Linked DNA regions of Homo sapiens: region 1 is linked to region 2. A link is an interaction called in ENCODE POLR2A ChIA-PET data of the cell type or tissue named here. Cell type or tissue: Panc1. All regions are shown on one strand. Each heading gives the region's core, and the rest is flanking DNA. Links, peaks and the distances in the headings are about the cores only. Region 1 overlaps FLNB (filamin B). Region 2 overlaps LOC107986092 (a long non-coding RNA gene).

What was found. ChIA-PET counts read pairs that join two places held together with the same protein. Peaks named below come from ENCODE experiments on the same cell type or tissue, not always from the same donor. Only the 100,000 strongest peaks of a DNase experiment are listed, where the experiment ranks them.
Region 1: POLR2A ChIA-PET joins it to region 2 with 7 read pairs; 3 of 35 experiments call an interaction of 5 or more read pairs at or near these places.

Annotation. Positions count from the first base shown.
Region 1 is chr3:58,026,192-58,031,566 of GRCh38, forward strand. All of the region lies in intron 1 of FLNB (filamin B), which reads left to right. Among named protein-coding and RNA genes, the nearest start is that of FLNB, 20 kb to the left of the region's middle. In Panc1, for the core only: no CTCF peak of the experiment used is centred there; no DNase peak of the experiment used is centred there; H3K4me3 peaks cover 368 bases; H3K27ac peaks cover 2,313 bases.
Region 2 is chr3:58,446,300-58,451,674 of GRCh38, forward strand. All of the region lies in intron 1 of LOC107986092 (a long non-coding RNA gene), which reads left to right. Among named protein-coding and RNA genes, the nearest start is that of PDHB, 15 kb to the left of the region's middle. In Panc1, for the core only: no CTCF peak of the experiment used is centred there; no DNase peak of the experiment used is centred there.

The sequences.
Region 1 (5,375 bases), core at 220-5,219, 420 kb before region 2:
GGGGGACTGCCAGGGTTACATCCTCCATGAGGCTGAGGCTGTGCTGACTGCCTTGTGTGCTTTCAACCTGGAGTAAAGGGTGGCTGTGCCAGCTGCTCCCATCCCCCAGGAGTCTGACTCGTCCCTGCCTTGGCCCTGGGCAGCACTTTCCCTCCTAGCTCTTTGGCATCTGGGGTCATGGTGGGGCTGCCTGCCATCTGTCAAAATTTTTGCTGCCCTGGGTGTGGTGGTAAACCCCCGCACTATCCAACTTGGTGTCATGGAGCTGGCGACAATATTTTTACAGTGGTTAGTGCTTGGAAACTGGACTTCTGGGTTATGCCCTGTACAAACAGCATCAAAGTCGCTGGGCTAGGGTGACAGAGGAGGCTGCCAACAGGGAATTCTGTGGCTCCTGGGACAGGAATGGATATGGGAGGTTGGGGGCCAGTATTTTCGGTTCTCTTGAGGAGTTGGCGAGTATTAGTCTTTGCCCTGATGGATAGAAGGAATCTGTCTGTGTCTTGCATGAACCGTGTACTTCCCCCAGTTACTCCTTGGACACCAGCTGCCTGCTGTTCATAATTGGGCCAGATTTCTAATACTGCAGCGCTACCAAATGTCAGTTTTAGGCCATCTCTGGTGTAGCCAGGGAACGCCCAACACCTTTCCCAAAGGTAGAATTTGTGTGGGTTTTACTTCACTGAGTGACTAATGCAGATCTTTATGTTTTAATGATGGGAAGAAATTCGTCAGCCTGGGTACTTTTTCCATGTGATGGGGCAAAAATTTAAAACACTTGCACAACGGCTTTTGTTTCTCCAGCTACTAAAGGTGACTGTCATTTAGGCATTATCAGTATGATCAGCTGATGTTAACCCACTCCCCTTCTGGAGACCCGTTTCTGTTTCTGGGAAAGGTGTAGGACATGCTGGATTTGGCAAGATTGCAGGTCCCAGGCAGATGTCCGGACTTAGACTCTGGCTCTTTTTTTTTTTTCCAGACAGGGTCTCCCTCTGTCACCCAGTCTGGAGTGCAGTGGCGCGATCTCGGCTCACCACAACCTCCGCCTCCCAGGTTCAAGGGATTCTCCTGCCTCAGCCCCCTGAGTAGCTGGGATTACAGGCGTGCACCACTATGCCCAGCTAATTCTTTTTTTTTTTTTGAGATAGAGGCTCACTGTCACCCAGGTTGGAGTGCGGTGGCCCGGTCCGCCTGCCTCAGCCTCCCAAAGTGTTAGGATTACAGGTGTGAGCCACCGTGCCTGGCCTCAGCTAACTTTTGTATTTTTAGTATCAACGAGGTTTCACCATGTTGGCCAGGCTGGCTTTGAATTCCTGGCCTCAATTGATCTGCCCACCTCGGCCTCCCAAAGTGCTGGGATTACAGGCATGAGCCACCGCGCCTGGCCCAGACCCTGGCTCTTACTCCTAGGTCTACCTCTACCATCACTGGGGCCCTCGCCTGAACCTTTTGCCCCATCTATAAAATGGGAGAACTAGACTAGGTCTGTGTCCCCCAAGCTTCAATCATTTGTAAAGGAACCACCTTTACTATTTTGCCATATCCCACGGCTGTCTCTATTTCATTTTTCACTTAATATTATTTTCCCCTGCAGTTGACTCACTTGTAAAACAAATGTATTTGAAAAGGAGACTTTGTGTCACTATAATAACGGAAAAACAGCGTCACTAGGTAAATGGAAGGTAACCATAAATAAACCCCAAACAGTTATTAAATTCCAGCCAGCACTGTTGCCTGTTCACAACATGAGGCATACTCTCTTTTGGTTAAAAAGGGAAATTAGCAAGAGATGGAGAGGTGTTGAAGGTAACCTAGCACTACATTGAGCCTTTTCCTTGACCTGCTCAGGAGGATTGAGAAAGAACTAGGAGAACTGGGAAGAGAATAACGTCTTTTTGTGATGCAAAGTGCCTGAGTGTGACCAAGAGCTCAGAGTAGTAATGTATAGATGCTTTGTTTGGATACTTATGCAGCCATTACCATGTGCCAGGGGTGTAGAGGGGCTAGGAGTATAGAGGGGATTGGGACTTGTTCACTGACTTCTGGTTGCTTGTGGTCTAGTAGTGGGGAGGTGGTCATAGAATATTGAATACAAACGAAGATCGAACAGGCTGCAGGGGTTTAATAGGAAAATCACAGGACTAAATTCTGTCATGTGTACATGGGGTCTACAAATAAGAGTTGTTTAGAATTTTTTTTAATTTAAATTTCCCATGAAATATAAATCTATTTCATTCCAGAATGATTCTAGAGAAGCTCTAAATACATTAAAGTTGTGTTGGCTGGGTGCAGTGGCTCATGCCTGTAATCCCAGCACTTTGGGAGGCTGAGGCTGGAGAATCACTTGTGGCCAGGAGTTTGAGACCAGCCTGGGCAACATGGGAGACCTTATCTCTACCAAAAAAAATTTTTTTTTCTTTTCTTTTTTTTTTTTTTGAGACAAAGTTTCGCTCTTGTTGCCCAGGCTAGAGTGCAATGGCATGATCTCAGCTCACTGCAACCTCCGCCTCCCTGGTTCAAGCAATTCTCCTGCCTCAGCCTCCCAAGTAGCTGGGATTACAGGCATGTACCACCACACCCAGCTAATTTTGTATTTTTTTTAGTGGAGGTGGGATTTCACCATGTCGATCAGGCTGGTCTTGAACTCCTGACCTCAGGTGATCCACCCATCTCAGTCTCACAAAGTGTTGGGATTACAGGCGATAGCCACTGCACCTGGCCAAAAACATTTTAATAAATTAGCTGGGTATGGTGGTATGTGCCTGTAATCCTAGCTACTTGGGAGGCTGGGGCAGGAGGATCCCTTGAGCCCAGGAATTCCAAGCTGCAGTGAACTATAATCAGGTCACTGCACTGAAGCCGGAGTGACAGAGTGAGACCTTGTCTCTTAAAATAAATTTGTGTCATTGTTTGTTGTTTTTATGGTGTTATGACAATGATCCATCTTAACCCTTTATGTAGTGGTAACTAACTTTCTCTTTTCCTAAAAGCTGATTTGAGTTTTAGGTTCTCTTGGAGTCTGTGACAATTGTAAATAGATAAGATATAACAAAATGGCCTGAAATACTCTTGCAACACTCATATTTCCCCCCTCAGATTAGCATGTTCTATACTCTCTGCAAAGCAAGATATACACCAGAATTAGGCCTCTAAAAAGCCTCATACTGCTAATCTCTGGGAATGAATGGTGTTCTTTGGGATAATGGGATATGAAGCTCAGTCTGATTTTTCTGTTCTGCTGGTAGCTTAGGGCCCCCTTTCTTCTGTTGGGTTTTTTGGGAGAAGGGAAGTTGTGATTAAGAATGAGAATTCTTTTTTTTTTTTTTTGTCTCAAGAGTCTTGCTCTGTCGCCCAGGCTGGAGTGCAATGGCTCGATCTCGGCTCACTGCAGTCTTCACCTCCTGGTGTCAAGCGATTCTCCTGCCTTAGCCTCCAAGTAGCTGGGAATACAGGCACCTGCCACCATGCCTGGCTAATTTTTTGTATTTTTAGTAAAGATGGGGTTTCACCATGTTGGCCAGGCTGGTCTCGAACTACTGACCCCATGATCCCAACCCCCCCGACCTCCCCGGCCTCCCAAAGTGCTGGGATTATAGGGGGGAGCCACTGCGTCCAGCCAAGAATGAGAATTTGGGAGTCAGGCACCTCTGGGATTGAATCTGGAATTGACTGAGTGTACATGCTTTCTCTGAGGCCTCCGTCCTCACTGCTCTCATCTATAAACTGGGAATAATCATAGTTTCTATCTGAAACAGTGGGTGTGAAGATTTAACGAGCTAAATTGTAAAGTGCCTGAGACATGGGAAGAAGTCAGGATGTGCTAATGGGTAATCTTACACTTCCCCAATGGAAAGGGCCAGGTTTATATTACTCTAGGCTGGTAGTAAGCGAGGCAAAGGAGATATCAGGTTTCAGCTTTGTTAGAACATGCTAATGGCACCAGGACACTCAGAAGAGATACAGAGTTTGAGACAAATGGCACCATGAGCCCTGAGACATTGTGTATGGGGTGAATCGGATAGCAAGAATAGACTTCAAGGAGGGAAGTAGGGCAGTTAGAATCCTTTCAGCTGCAAGGAACTGAAAACTGGCTCACATAGAAGGAAAATGATTGGCTCATGTCAGCAAGCCTAGATGCAGAGCAAGTTATGGGTTTCAGGGATCCAGCATCTAAATGATGTCATCAAGAACCCAAGTTTTTTGGGTCTCTGCTCTGTTGGTTTCTTTCATCCTAAAGCTGGTTCTCCTGTGGTTTACCATAGTAGAGTTCCTGTGAGAACTCCACTCTGACCAATCAGGCCTTCCCAGAGCCAGGGATGGATGGAGTCGCTTCTTTTGAGGCCCATGGGTCCTATCTGGAGGGGATGGATCCAGACTCCTATCAGGAATCTAGGAGGGGCCGGGCACGGTGGCTCATGCCTGTAATCCCAGCACTTCATAATGCCAAGGTGGACAGATCACTTGAGGCCAGGAGTTCCAGATCAGCCTGGCCAGTATGGTGAAACCCCATCTCTACTAAAAATACAAAAATTAGCTAGGCGTGGTAGCAGGCGCCTGTTGTCCCAGCTACTCGGGTGGCTGAGGTGGGAGGATCACTTGAGCCTGGGCACAGAGGTTGCGGTGAGGTTGTGGTGAGCTGTGGTTGCGCTGCTGCCCTCCAGCCTGGGCAACAGAGTGAGACCCTGTCTCAAAAACAACAACAACAAAATCTTATGTACCCCATAAATATATACACCTACTGTGTATCCACAAAAGTTAAAAATTAGAAAAGGCAAATTGCAGAGATTTCCATATGCTATGATACCGTTTATATGAAGTTTTACATATGTCATAAAAATACAGATAACCTTTAGGGGAATGATCATTACCAAACTTTTGGATAACGGTTTCTGGGGATGGGCAGAGAGGGCTATACAGTCATGAAGAGGTGTATAGGGGCTTTCAACTCTTTGTAGTGTTTTATTTCTTCAGTCCCATGGTGGTTATATGATTCTTCACTCCCCTTTTTTTGTGTGGAATATTTTTCTTATAAAAAGTGTGTCTTTTATTTATTTATTTATCTTTTTCACATGGAGTCTCACTCTGTCGCCCAGGCTGGAGTGCAGTGTTGCGATCTCGGCTCACTGCAAGCTCCGCCTCCCGGGTTCGCGCCATTCTCCTGCCTCAGCCTCCCGAGTAGCTGGGACTACAGGCGCCCGCCACCACGCCTGGCTAATTTTTTGTATTTTTAGCAGAGACGGGGTTTCACTGTGTTAGCCAGGATGGTCTCAATCTGCTGACCTTGTGATCTGCCTGCCTCGGCCTCCCAAAGTGCTAGGGGATTACAGACGTGAGCCACCGTGCCCTGCCTTTTTTTTTTTTTTTTTTTTTTT
Region 2 (5,375 bases), core at 267-5,266:
CAAAGTGCTGGGATTATAGATGAGCCATTGTGCCCAGCCCTTTGTGGTCATTTCAAAAATGTTCACAATCATCTACATCAGGAGTAGATTCCATCTCAAGAAACCACTTTCTTAATAAGCAACTTCTCATCAATTCAAGTTTGATCATGAAATTGTAGGAATTCAGTCACATCTTCAGGGTCCACTTCCAATTCTAATTCTCTTGCTATTTCCACATCTGCAGTTCCTTCCTCCACCGAAGTCTTGGACCCCTCAAAGCCATCCGTGTAGGTGAGAATCAACTTCTTCCAAATTTCTTTTTTTTTTCTAATTTTTAAAATTATTTTTATTTTATTTATTTATTTTTGTTTTTATTTTTTTTGAGACAGAGTCTTGCACTTTCACCCAGGCTGGAGTGCAGTGGCGCGATCTCGGCTCACTGCAAGCTCTACCTCCTGGGTTCACGCCATTCTCCTGCCTCAGCCTCCCGAGTAGCTGGGACCACAGGCGCCTGCCACCACGCCCGGCCAAACTTCTTCCAAACTTCTGTTCATGTTAATATTTTGACCTCCTCCCAGGAATCACAAAGGTTCTGAATGGCATCTAGACTAGTGAATTCTTTCTGAAAGGTTTTCAATTTACAAGATCCATCAGAGGAATCACTATAGCCTTATGAAGTGCATTTCTTCTTCTTTTTTTTTTTTTTTTTGAGTCTCATTCTGTCACCCTGGCTGGAGTGCAGTGGCACGATCACAGCTCACTGCAGTCTCAACCTCCTGGGCTCAAGCAGTCCTCCAGCCTGAGCTTCCTCAGGTGTATGCCACCTCAGGACCACAGGCATGCACCACAACACCTGGCTAATTTTTAAATGTTTTGTAGAGACAGGGTCTCGCCATGCTGCCCAGGCTGGTCTCAAACTCCTGGGCCCAAGCCATCCTCCTGCCTCGGCCTTCCAAAGTGTTGGGATTATAGGCGTGAGCCACCTCACCCGGCATGAAGTGTATTTCTTAAATAACAAAACTTGAAAGTTGAAATTATTTCTTGAATGGCTGCAGAATGGCTGTTGCGTTAGCAGGCATGAAAACAACATGTTAATCTTTTTGTACGTCTTACAGATCTCCTTGGGTGATCATGTGCACTGTCGATAAGCACTAATCTTTTGAAAGGGATCTTTTTTCTGAGCAGTAGTTCTCAACAGTAGGCTTAAGATATTCAGTAAACCATGCTGTAAATGGATGTGCTGTCATCCAGGCTTTGTTTGTCCGTTTATTAAAGCACAGGCAGAGTGGAAATTTTTTAAAGGGTTCTAGGATTTTAGGAATGGTAAATGAGCATTGGCTTCAACTGAAAGTCACCAGCAGCATTAGCCCCTAACAAAGGAGTCAGCCTGGGCTGGACATGGTGGCTCATGCCTATAATCCCAGCACTTTGGCAGGCTGAGGCAGGAAGATTGCTTGAGCCCAGATGAGACCAGCCTGGGCAATGTAGGGAGACTCTGATTCTACGAAAAACTTTTTTTTTTTTTGAGATGGAATCTCCCTCTGTCACCCAGGTTGGAGTGCAGTGGCATGATCTCGGCTTACTGCATGTTCTACCTCCCAGGTTCCAGTGATTCTCGTGCCTCAGCCTCCCAAGTAGCTGGGACTACAGGTGCCCGCCATCACGCCCGGCTAATTTTTTGTATTTTTAGTAGAGACGGGGTTTCACCGTGTTAGCCAGGATGGTCTCGATCTCCTGACCTCGTGATCTGCCCGTCTTGGCCTCCCAAAGTGCTGAGATTACAGGTGTGAGCCATCACGCCCAGTCCAAAAAATTTTTAAAAAGATAGCTGGGCATGGTGGCATGCACCTGTGGTCCCAGCTACTTGGGAAGCTGAGGCAAGAGGATCACACTTAAGCCCAGGAGGTCAAGGCTGCAGTGAGCCATGACTGCCACTGCACTCCGGCCTGGGCAACTGAGTGAGACCCTGTCTCAAAAAAACAAAAACAAAAACAAAAACAAAAAAAAGTCGGCCTGTCCTTTGAAGCTTTGAAACCAAGCATTGATTTCTCCTCTCTAGCTATGATAGTCCTAGATGGCATCTTTTTCCCAACAGAAGCCTGTTTCATCTACATGGGAAATCTGTTGTTTAGTGTAGCCACTTTCGTCAAGGATCTTAACTAGATCTTCTGGAGAACTTGCTGCAGCTTCTGTATTAGCACTTGCTACTTCACCTTGCCCTTTTATGTTATGAAGACAGCTTTTTCCCTTAAACCTCATGAACCAACCTCTGCTGGCTTTCAACTTTTCTTCTGCAGCTTCCTCACTCTCTGAACCTTTATGGAATTTAAGAATTGCTCCGGATTAGGCTTTGGCTTAAGGGAATATTGTGGCTGGTTTGATCTATCCAGACCACGCAAACTTTCACCACATTAGCAAAAGGCTGTTTTTGCTTTCTTGTCATTTGTGTGTTCACTGGAGTAGCACTTTTAATTTCCTTCAAGAGCTTTTTCTATCATTCATAACTTGGCTGTTTGATGCAAGGGACCTATCTTTCACCCTATCTTGGCTTTTGACATGCTTTCCTTACTAAACTTAATTATTTCTAAGTTTTGATTTAAAATGAGAAATGTGTGACTCTTCCTTTCACTTGAACACTTTTGAGACTATTTTAGGGTTATTATTTGGCCTAATTTTTTTTTCTTTCTTTCTTTCTTTTTTTTTTTTGGGGGGAGACAGGATCTTGCTTTGTTGCCCAGGCTGGAGTGTAGTAGCACAATCATGGCTCACTGTGGCCTTGGCCTCCCGGGCTCACACAATCCTCCCACCTCATCCTCCCAGAGTGCTGGGATTACAGGTGTGAGCCACTGCACCCTGCCTGATTTCAATATTGTTGTGTCTCAAGGAATAGAAAGGCCCGAGGAAAGAGAGAGAGAGATGGGGTGGACTGGTTGGGGTAACTGGTCGGTGGAAGAGTCAGAACATACACAATAAAAGCTTTCAATTTCTCCACATCCTCAACAACACTTATTTTCTGTTTTGTTGCTTTGTGTGTTTTAAATTTTTTAAAAATTAATTATTTATTTTTTGAGATGGAGTCTCACTGTGTTGCCCAGGCTGGAGAGCAATGGTGTGATCTTGGCTCACTGCAGCCTCTGCCTCCCGGGTTCAAGCAATTCTCATGCCTCAGCACCCCCTCCCCCAAATAGCTGGGACCACAGACATGCGCCACCATGCCCGGCTAATTTTTGTATTTTTAGTAGAGATGGGGTTTTGCTATGTTGGCCAGGTTGGTCTCAAACTCCTGGTCTCAAGTGATCTGCCTGCCTTGACCTCCCAAAGTGCTGGGATTACAGGCATGAGCCACCGTGCCGGGCCATGTATATGTTTGTTTTAGATAATAGCCATCTTAGTGTGTTTGCAGTGATATCTCATTGTAATTTTGATTTTAGTTTCCCTAATGATTAGTGATATTGAGTATTTTTTCATGTGCGTATCGGCCATTTGCATATCTTCCTTGGAGAAATGTCTATTCAAGTCCTTTGTCCATTTTTAAATAGTTTTTTTTTCTGCTGTGAATTGTAGACGTTCTCTCTCTATATATTCTAGATATTAATCATTTATCAGATATAATTATTTTCTCTTATTCCTTGGGTCGCATTTTTACTCTGTTGATAGTGTCCTTTGTTGCACAAATTTTAAAATTTTGGTAAAGTCCAATTTAACTATTTTTTTGTTTTATTGTCTGTGCTTTTGGGGTCATACGTGAGAAATTTTTAAGTTAGATGTCATGGAGCTGCTCCCGTATGTTTTCTTCCCAAGGTTTTACAATATTAGCTCTTATATTTAGGTCTATGATACATTTTGAGTTGATTTTTGTATTTAGTTGGCCCTTGAACTTGAATAATTAGGGGCATTGATCCTCCTTGCAGTCAAAAATCCATGTGTCGGCCGGGCGCAGTGGCTCACACCTGTAATCCCAGCACTTTGGGAGGCTGAGGAGGGTGGATCATGAGGTCAGGAGATCGAGACCATCCTGGCTAACAAAGTGAAACCCAGTCTCTACTAAAAATACAAAAAATTAGCCAGGTGTGGTGGCTGTCAGGCCTCTGAGCCCAAGCTAAGCCATCATATCCTCTGTGACCTGCATGTATACATCCAGATGGCCTGAAGCAACTGAAAATCCACAAAAGAAGTGAAAATAGCCTTAACTGATGACATTCCACCATTGTGATTTGTTTCTCCCCCACCCTTAAGAAGGTTCTTTGTAATTTCCCCCCTACCCTTAAGAATGTACTTTGTGAGATCCACCCCCTGCCCACAAAACATTGCTCCTAACTCCACCGCCTATCCCAAAACCTATTAGAACTAATGATAATCCCACCACCCTTTGCTAACTGTCTTTTCAGACTCAGCCCGTCTGCACCCAGGTGAAATAAATAGCCTTGTTGCTCACACAACGCCTGTTTGGTGGTCTCTTCACACAGATGCGTGAGACAGTGGCGGGTGCCTGTAGTCCCAGCTACCTGGGAGGCTGAGGCAGGAGAATGGCGTGAACCTGGGAGGCGGAGCTTGCAGTGAGCCGAGATTGCGCCAACGCACTCCAGCCTGGGTGACAGAGTGAGACTCTGTCTCAAAAAAAAAAAAAAAATCTATGTGTCATTTTTGACTCCCCCAAAGTTTAACTACAAACAGCTTACTGTTGACTAGAAATTTTACAGTAACACAGTCAATTAACACATTTTGTTTATCTATTATATACTGCCTTTTTTTTTTTTTTTTTTTGCGATGGAGTCTCACTCTGTCACTCAGGCTGGAGTGCAGTGGCACAATCTGGGCTCACTGCAAACTCTGCCTCCCAGGTTCAAGCGATTCTCCTGCCTCAGCCTTCCAAGTAGCTGGGATTACAGGCATGCGCCATCACGCCTGGCTAATTTTTGTATTTTTAGTAGAGACAGTGTTTCCCCATGTTGGCCAGGCTGGTCTTGAACTCCCAACCTCAGGTGAGCCACCCGCCTCGGCCTCCCAAAGTGCTGGGATTACAGGTGTGAGTCACTGCACCTGCCCTATATTCTTAATAGAGTAAATTAGAGTAAAGAAAATGCTATTTAAAAAATTGTAAGGAAGAGAAAATACATTCACTGTTCATTAAGTGGAAATGGGTCATCACAAAGGTCTTCATCCTCTTCACTTCCTGTTGAGTAGGCTGAGGAGGAGGAAGAGGAAGGGTTGATTTTGCTGTCTCAGGAGTGGCAGAGGCAGAAGAGGTGGAGGAGGTGGAAGGGGAGGCAGGAGAAGTGGGCACACTCAGTGAAACTACAGAAATGCAATGTAATTTATTTCTAACTTTTTTATTCATTCCTCTAAAAATATTTCTATATGATAGCAATCCCTTTTCTACCATTTGCTATAGTTTT